3 separate regions of the Mus musculus genome follow, and all the other regions are linked to region 3. The links are chromatin loops, found by intact Hi-C in ENCODE. Cell type or tissue: left cerebral cortex. All regions are shown on one strand.

Region 1 (2,500 bases), 190 kb after region 3:
TGCTTCCATGGCCAGCCTGGAAAACTTAGCAACATCCTGTCTCAGGATGAAAAAAGACCAAAGATACAACTCAGTGTTAGGAGACTTGCTTAGCATATGCAATGCTGCCTTAGGTTGTTAAATATATACACACATGAAACTCCTGGAAGCAAAAATCATGTATTAAATTATTTTATGCTCCTACAGTAATGCAGTATAAAAGCCAGAGTTTAAAGAGGGCATTATTAAGAATATTTCATGTGAGACACACAGCATAGCAACACACACTATGAAAGAAACTAAATATTAAGTGTTATATCTGTTTAATACTCATTGAAATCTCCAATTAAAACTAGAGTCAAATGCAATTCTTTGTGACCACAGACATTCAAGATACATTACGATCAAAATATAAGATCTTAAAAATAGAGCATACTGCATAAATGCATAAATGATGCATTTATGAAAACTGTTTGTCATACAAGGATGAGGAAACCTGAGTTTGGATCTCTGGCATTCATGTAAAGATACTGGTTCTGGTGGCATACACCTGTAGTCTCAATGCTGGGGGGAGTGGAGGCAGCTGGATTCCTGGGGCTGACTTGCCGGCCAGCATAGCTAGATTGGTGAGTCAGGATTAGTGAGAGATTCTATCTCAAAAGATAGGGTGGAATTTGAGGAAAGCATTTGATCTGAACTTTATGTGCACTCACATGCACATCTGTACGCACACATACATGCCCACATAGGTACATACACACAGTGAGACAAATACACACACACACACACACACACACACACACACACACCACTCTCAAGCAAGCCTTCCTCCATAAACAGAATAGTTGTCCAAGTGGTCTTTTATGAAATTACATCTTCCTTCCTCCCTCCCTTCTTCCTTCCCTTCCCCCCCTCCTTCTTTCTATTTTTCTCTCTTTCTGCATACATATATGCCACAACCACATGTGGAGTTAGAACACAACCTAAAGTAGTCCATTCTCTCTTCCAATCATGTGTATCCCAGGGGTCAAATTTAGGTTGCCAGGCTAGGTTGCAAGCATCTTGTATGCATTTTTGAGATGCAAGTATGTTTGCAAATCTCAAAATAATGCATACTAGTTTTGAATTTGTAAAAATTTCCGTAAACTATTTCTGCATATAGTTTTGGATTAGCTAGCCACTTTTTCTTTTTAAGCACAATTATCAATGAAACTTGGATATAAACATTTTTTTAAGGGATAAGAGTTCATTCATTAGAAAGCTCCCATTAGCCCGAGCCCCAGATTTTAAAGTAGTATTTCACCAGTCACTTTCATGATGCCATCAAGTAGCTCATTTGGTTTGGTAATTAGTGACTGCAATAGTGTCATAAAGCGCCTGCTAAAGGCAAAGGAGTGTGACATTTTAATTAATCTGTGCAGCCTCATAGGTGGTAAATGTTAAACCTGATGGTGTTTTTCAGCTATTAAATAGCTCACTGATCCCTATTACAACAGTCATGGATTCCAGACAGGGAACTAGGCTCTGTTCTAAAAACTAAAATTTATGATGCTTTGGTCAAAAGTGGAAAGATTAGAGTTTAGAGAGAAACTATCTATTACCTATCTGATGTGATAGGTTAGCTGACTGAATCCAAGTTGTTTAGTAGTTTAAAAAACCCCCAACTCTATCTTCTAATTGTATCTTTAACCTCAAATTATTTATATCCTAATTACTGTTGAATCACTCATCCACAACATCCTAGCTCTTTACCATATTTTTCAACATCAATATTCTTATTCAGAAAAGGGATTCTGTGTTTGTTTCTTCTTTTCCTCCTCCTCTTCCTCCTCCTCCTCCTCCTCTTCCTCCTCTTTCTTCCTCCTCCTCCTCTTCCTCCTCCTTCTTCCTCCTCCTCTGCTTCCTCCTTTTATCTTTTTCTTTTTAAATTTTATTTATTTATTTATTTGTCTTTTCATAACATAGCTTCTCTGTAAAAGCTCTGGGTGCCCTGGAACTCAGTTTGAAAACCAGGCTGGTCTTGAACTCACAGAGATCAGCATGCCTTCAGCCTCCAGAATGCTGGGATTAAAGGCACATGCTCTATCAGACTCAGTAATCTGTTTGTTTGTTTGTTTGTTTGTTTTCTTAAAACCGCTTAGGCAAGATTTTTCAGTAAAAAGTAAAGAAAGTCTGGCGCTGGGGAACCTTGGTTTTGAAGGTCTAGATGCCGAGTATGTATTCACATACAAACTGAGGCACAGCTGGGGCTCCAGGTTCAGTGAGAGATCCTGCCTCAAAAAACCAATCCATAGAGGAAGCCATCAAATGTCAATCTCTGACCTCCACCCGCACATATCCCTCTATGTAGCCACTCACATGAACATGTATACACACACGTGTGTGCATAGTGCATTCACGATGCCTTAGCTTCAACAGGACTGGAAGAGATGGTCTTTTCTGCTTTATACATATTTTGTGAAGCAGAAATACAAAGATCTTAGACTGTCTTCCTCGCCTCCCCCACATAAGCAACCATTAC
Region 2 (2,500 bases), 280 kb before region 3:
AAAGTGATTTCTATGGAGTTGGGACTTGAACCTAAGACCTGCAACATGTTAACAAAGAGTTCTCCCATTGATGTGCACCCCAGGCCAAGCAACCGTGTATTTATAATAGATATTTGGGGAGGGCACTGAGGTGGGGGGAAAACACCAGTATCTAATTGGAATAATGCAAATGCCTTTACAAATGCATACACAAATGGGTGATTTTTAACTCTTCAGAGTCCTCAAACAGTGTCATTAAAATGGGCCTATCAGGATGGTAAAGACTAGGCTAGTTTAAAAGTAACAACCAAAAATTGTAAAGAGGAGTATGCATGCCTCTTGATTTTACAATGGAGTTTGTCACCCTGCAAAATCAGCATAATGTTTAAAAAGGTATAAGGGAGATAGTTTATCTTGCTCTCCAAAACTAGAAATTTTGGTTGTTGCCTCTCTTAGTTAAGACTTTCAACCCATTAATATGTAAACGCCTCTGATAAGATTAAACCATCAGTCATCTATACTTTCTCATGAATAAGATTCTTGTGGGTTGATATAAGGCCCCACTTAGTTCAAGAAGAGGATACACTGGACATGGGGGGCTTGTTTCTCATTTCAGAATCCTGACTTTTGTTTGACGGTGAAGGCTGTTTTTGTTGTTTCTTGTTCAAGGTGTTTGTTTTGTTCGAGATGGACCTCACTGTGTATCCCAGGCTGGCCTGGAACTCCAGATGGATTCTCCTGTCGCAGTCGGCCAAGGAGCTGGGATTCCAGGCTGCACCAACACCATATCCAATTCTAATAAAACTAATTTTAAAGTTCTTAAAGATGTCAGGGTTACAATTTCAGCTCTTAAGTCTCTCAATAACAATAGTGTAAGCCATAGACTGGAAGCTTGAAATAGAATTCAGAGCCCTGACAGGAGGGTAGTTTAGCCCTGTTTCGGTCGCCCTCCATTTGTTTGGTTACTATTCTGTAGTTCCACCTGCATCCTCCAGAGGGTGATGTTGTCACTCTCAGTACACTCAGAGCTTGTTGCCAAGGCTTCATGGCTAGATCTGTGTTTTGCTTGGTTAAAGAAAAAGTGTGGGATTTTTTTTCTGTCTCTATAAACCTACTTACGTGAATAATCATTAATCAGATTTTGCACATGGATTTTTGTCCTGTTGGTAATGGACCCAGAGCTCATTCTAAAGCTGGGTTTTATTTAGCCTGCCAACTGCCAACTGAAAGAGGTTGAACACTACACCTATCTAAAACTAGGAAGATATAAAAACTTTGAAAAATAAGTCTACTGCAGAATAAACTACCCTTCGAAGAAATGTGGAGTTGATTTCTCTGCAGATTTCAGTATAATTGCGTAGATATTCCTAGCTACATCACAATCTTATTAAAGATCTTGGATTTTGAATTGATTTTGGCCTACATTATTTTGAGATATAAAAATTATGAATTACATTGTTGTGTTCTTCAGAATCAGCCTGAGTGGATCACAAAGTCAGATCCACAGAGTTTTTTTGAAAATAGTGTTTGATTCTTCCGTGAAAGTTGTCTGATAATCTTGCCTAACCCCAAATCCCCGTCATGTGTCACTGGGATTGTCCCTTGCCCAAGCAATTGGCTTCCTCCGACAGATAGGAGCTAAGAGTAGAAGGGTGGAGCTTTACAAAGGTTCCCTGCCTTTCAAGGAGCTGTGCAGAAAGATCGGTGGAAAGGTGGGTCTTTTGTTTGTCTTGATTTTGTTTTTTAAAAGCAATATCTGATTATTGAAAAAAATGTAGAAAAGTGAGAGGAAAAGATAATCCATAGACCTATTTAATAACAAATGTTTTGAGGGAAAAGAAAAAGGTTTTATCAAACCATTTTGAATAGTAAAATGTATGTTAATGCCATCCAAAAGTCCCTGGAGGCAGGGGAAGGAACTAAAGGTTTTTAAGCAACTGACTGCTTTCATTTTATAAAGTACGAAATCAGCAGTCTTCATTCAGTTCAGCTTACAGGAATGCCAAGAGCTCCATTGCACCCCCTCCCGACGTTACGCCATGTACATAACCTGATGACGCCAGGTTAGCAGACAAAGTAGGTGGCGCACTGGCTCTCCTGTTGAGAGAACTGTATGACATGCCTCCTCAGACTCAGATGCCCAGCAAGGACTGTGCTAGAGAGCCTTTAGCTGGAGCCCAGCCCGCCCAGCCCGCCCAGCCCGCCCAGCGAGCCCAGCGAGCCCAGCACGCCCAGCCTGAAAACTGCGTACGTGAATCCACTGATAGTCATCTCGCAAACAGCTAGGACTGCCGAGTACCAGGCTTTGCTCTAAGCCCCTGGAACCCAGTAGCAAAGAAAGCACACAGTACCCTTAGTTGTAGACAAACAGAAAACCGAGTAGATGAAGTGTATTCATTGTGTTATCGGTGCCAGGAGAAAAAGTCAGGAAGAAGTGTGAGCGGGAGAGCTAGGGTGAGTTTGGCTTGGCTTGGTTTAGTTTGGTTTATTCTATGAGTGTGGTGTTTTGCCTTTAAGTATG
Region 3 (2,500 bases):
TTCATTTAGAATCACTGAATAGGAGCATGTTGTGGCGGCTTCATCTTCTGGTACTTTAGTAGGAGAATCTCTGAGTGTCTATTCTGAGCCATATCTTAATCTGCTGCCGGGGCTGATGGTATGAGGGGTGTTTAAGTGCAACAGACTGCACAAGAAGGACTGTGCTCCAACTTTCAGACCAACAGAACAACAACAAAGACCAAACTCTAAATCCACTGTGAGTAAAGGAGCCATCATTTACCCAAGCATGCCATGGAAATAATAAAGCTTTCCAAGAGGGTTTTCATATTATTTTTAGACTTTGAGTAGGAAAGAGTTCTGAATCTGAGGAGGGGGGGGGAAGGGAGAGAGACAGACAGAGAGAGACAGAGACAGAGATAGCTAGGCCACGTGTGCACAATCAGGATGTGGGAAGAAGAGAGAACCAGGAGAATCTGAAAGCAAACTTTAGGATGGGACTAACTCCATAGCTCCGTGTCACTCCATAGCCCTATGTCAGCGCCCCTGCGACACTTCCAGGGTCTGATTAATTCTCTAGGAGCAGTATAGATTTCCCAGTTCTCAAAAGCAGTCACATTACTTCTCCAAATGTGTGTGTGTGTGTGTGTGTGTGTGTGTGTGTGTGGTGTGGTGTGTAGGATCAACAAACAAATGCCACCTGTTTAATGTATATAATTAATGTATATGTCTTTGAGGTAATTCTATTACTCCTCACCTCCGAGAATTCTGGAGCTTTCCTGAATACCTTGATTGCTGTTGTATAAGGGAGGGCACAGTGTTCATCCTAATTACTATTTCCATCCTAGAAAGCCCAACTGGAGTCGCATGAGAATTTACCAAGAGACACAATTTAATGTCAGTGTAAGGAGATTTTCTGGAAACTGATTCCCCTAGCCTTGCAGGACTCAAAATTCTTTCCAACTGTGGCGTTATGTGCCACACCTCCTGATCATCTAAACCTGGATACCTTGATCCCACAGAGTAAAAGAGTAAAAGATCAGGAGGCTATCTATGCCCTTATCTACCTACCGGCATTCATGCCTTGAAATCAGGTTAACTTTCACTGATCCTGAAGACCTTCGCATTCTGGAACGTCCCCACCTCCACTGAAAGTGGAAACAATTTGTAGACTATGTATATGTTGTTTACCTTCCTAAAATTCTTATGACGATGTAGGGGGATCCTAGCTAAACCAAGGAGTCCCTCTGCAAGCATCATCCCGGCCGGCAGGGGGAAGCAGACTCCAACCCTGCGCTCTCGGGGCCTACACAGCCGGGTGGGGAAGCGACTTCACTTCCCAGGGTCTTGGCCTCTGCTGGCCCAGAGCTGCACCCCACTCCCAGGCCGAGGACAGTAGAAGAACTTGGGATCCAGGACTCTACAACGCACGAACCAGCTCCAGAGAGGACTCAGCTCTGTGCACTCTGCTCTCTAAGGCGGGTCGCAGCTAGGCAGTGCGCCTGCGCAGAACTGCTTCCGGATTGAGGGACTACTCTTGCGCTTTTTCCGCTTTCACCAGCTGCAGCAAGTGCTCAAGGGTGCAGGTGAGCTGTGCATCCATCCCTTAAAAGAAACTTTTCATGCAAAGGCATGAGAATAAACCGTTCTTTGCTGAGCATCCGCCCTCTCCTTCAGTCCCTCGATCTTCACAGCAGAAAACAGTTCAGACGACCTGGGGAGGGAGGGAGGGAATGGCATCTGCCCTCCCACAGATCTTTTCTGGCTCATCCTTCCAATTTCCTGAATTTCTGCTTTCCTGGGGGCCCTAAATATCGCATCTGTCTTACTCTTTACCTTCCCAGAGGTGAGGCGTGGTGGTAGGTAAAGTTCAACCAAGACTTGCTTCAAAAATGGCTCTCATGCCCACTTAGATCATAGGTAATTAGTTTATTTTTATGTGAAAATGCTTTGTGCATACTTATTTACAGATATCTTAGTGGGTGGAGAAGATTCAGGAGGACCTGAGATGGTGGGGCTGCGGAGGGATTTTCAGTTTCCTATGCTAAGCAGTGAATAATTTTGTTGCATTGCATCCAGGACGTTTTCCAGTCCTATATCAGCACCTAGCCTCTGTCTGTTGCATGAACATGCAGTGAACATGCCTCCCTCTTCCAGCCACATTCCACAACTTTCAAGTTCTTACACCCTTTGGGGTTTGGGAAGCAGGTGCGGGGAGGCAAGTGTCCTTTGCTTTCCAGAAGAAGCCAGCAAGATAACTGACTTGTGTAAGTTTTCACAGTAAGCAATTGTTGGCAATGGATTAATTTTACCCTTCTATAGAACTAAACTCAGTTCTCTGTGGAGACGCAGGAATTGTGGGATTCCTGACAATGTAGCCAAGGATGGTGAGGCAGTGGGGGTGTGGGTGTGGGTTGGGGGGGTGGCCAGCCACTGGATAACTTCCACACAGGCTGTGTATTGGAGCCACCCACTCATTCTCTCAGGGCAGTGCGCTTGGAGCTGTGTGCAGGTCAGCAATGGATGAACTAGTGTGGGTTTG

Evidence for each region. Peaks named below come from ENCODE experiments on the same cell type or tissue, not always from the same donor. Only the 100,000 strongest peaks of a DNase experiment are listed, where the experiment ranks them.
Region 1: it touches region 3 in a loop (4-fold over the local background); 3 of 42 quality-filtered maps call a loop at or near these places.
Region 2: it touches region 3 in a loop (3-fold over the local background); 4 of 42 quality-filtered maps call a loop at or near these places.

What each region holds. Positions count from the first base shown.
Region 1 is chr1:21,406,090-21,408,589 of GRCm38, forward strand. The region is part of intron 11 of Kcnq5 (potassium voltage-gated channel, subfamily Q, member 5); the gene reads right to left. Among named protein-coding and RNA genes, the nearest start is that of Khdc1b, 24 kb to the left of the region's middle. In left cerebral cortex, no CTCF peak of the experiment used is centred here; no DNase peak of the experiment used is centred here.
Region 2 is chr1:20,938,260-20,940,759 of GRCm38, forward strand. Paqr8 (progestin and adipoQ receptor family member VIII) reads left to right here. Exons shown (of 3, transcript NM_028829.4): 3 at 1-1,391. The region is part of intron 1 of Gm51618 (a long non-coding RNA gene); the gene reads right to left. Among named protein-coding and RNA genes, the nearest start is that of Efhc1, 12 kb to the right of the region's middle. In left cerebral cortex, CTCF peaks have their summits at 962, 1,889 and 2,088; DNase peaks (open chromatin) are centred at 982 and 2,046.
Region 3 is chr1:21,217,346-21,219,845 of GRCm38, forward strand. Tmem14a (transmembrane protein 14A) reads left to right here and starts at 1,230. Exons shown (of 5, transcript NM_029398.3): 1 at 1,230-1,544. The region is part of intron 1 of Gm28836 (a long non-coding RNA gene); the gene reads right to left. In left cerebral cortex, a CTCF peak has its summit at 1,234 (motif pointing right); DNase peaks (open chromatin) are centred at 461, 1,278, 1,414 and 2,154; H3K4me3 peaks cover 1,475 bases; H3K27ac peaks cover 1,518 bases.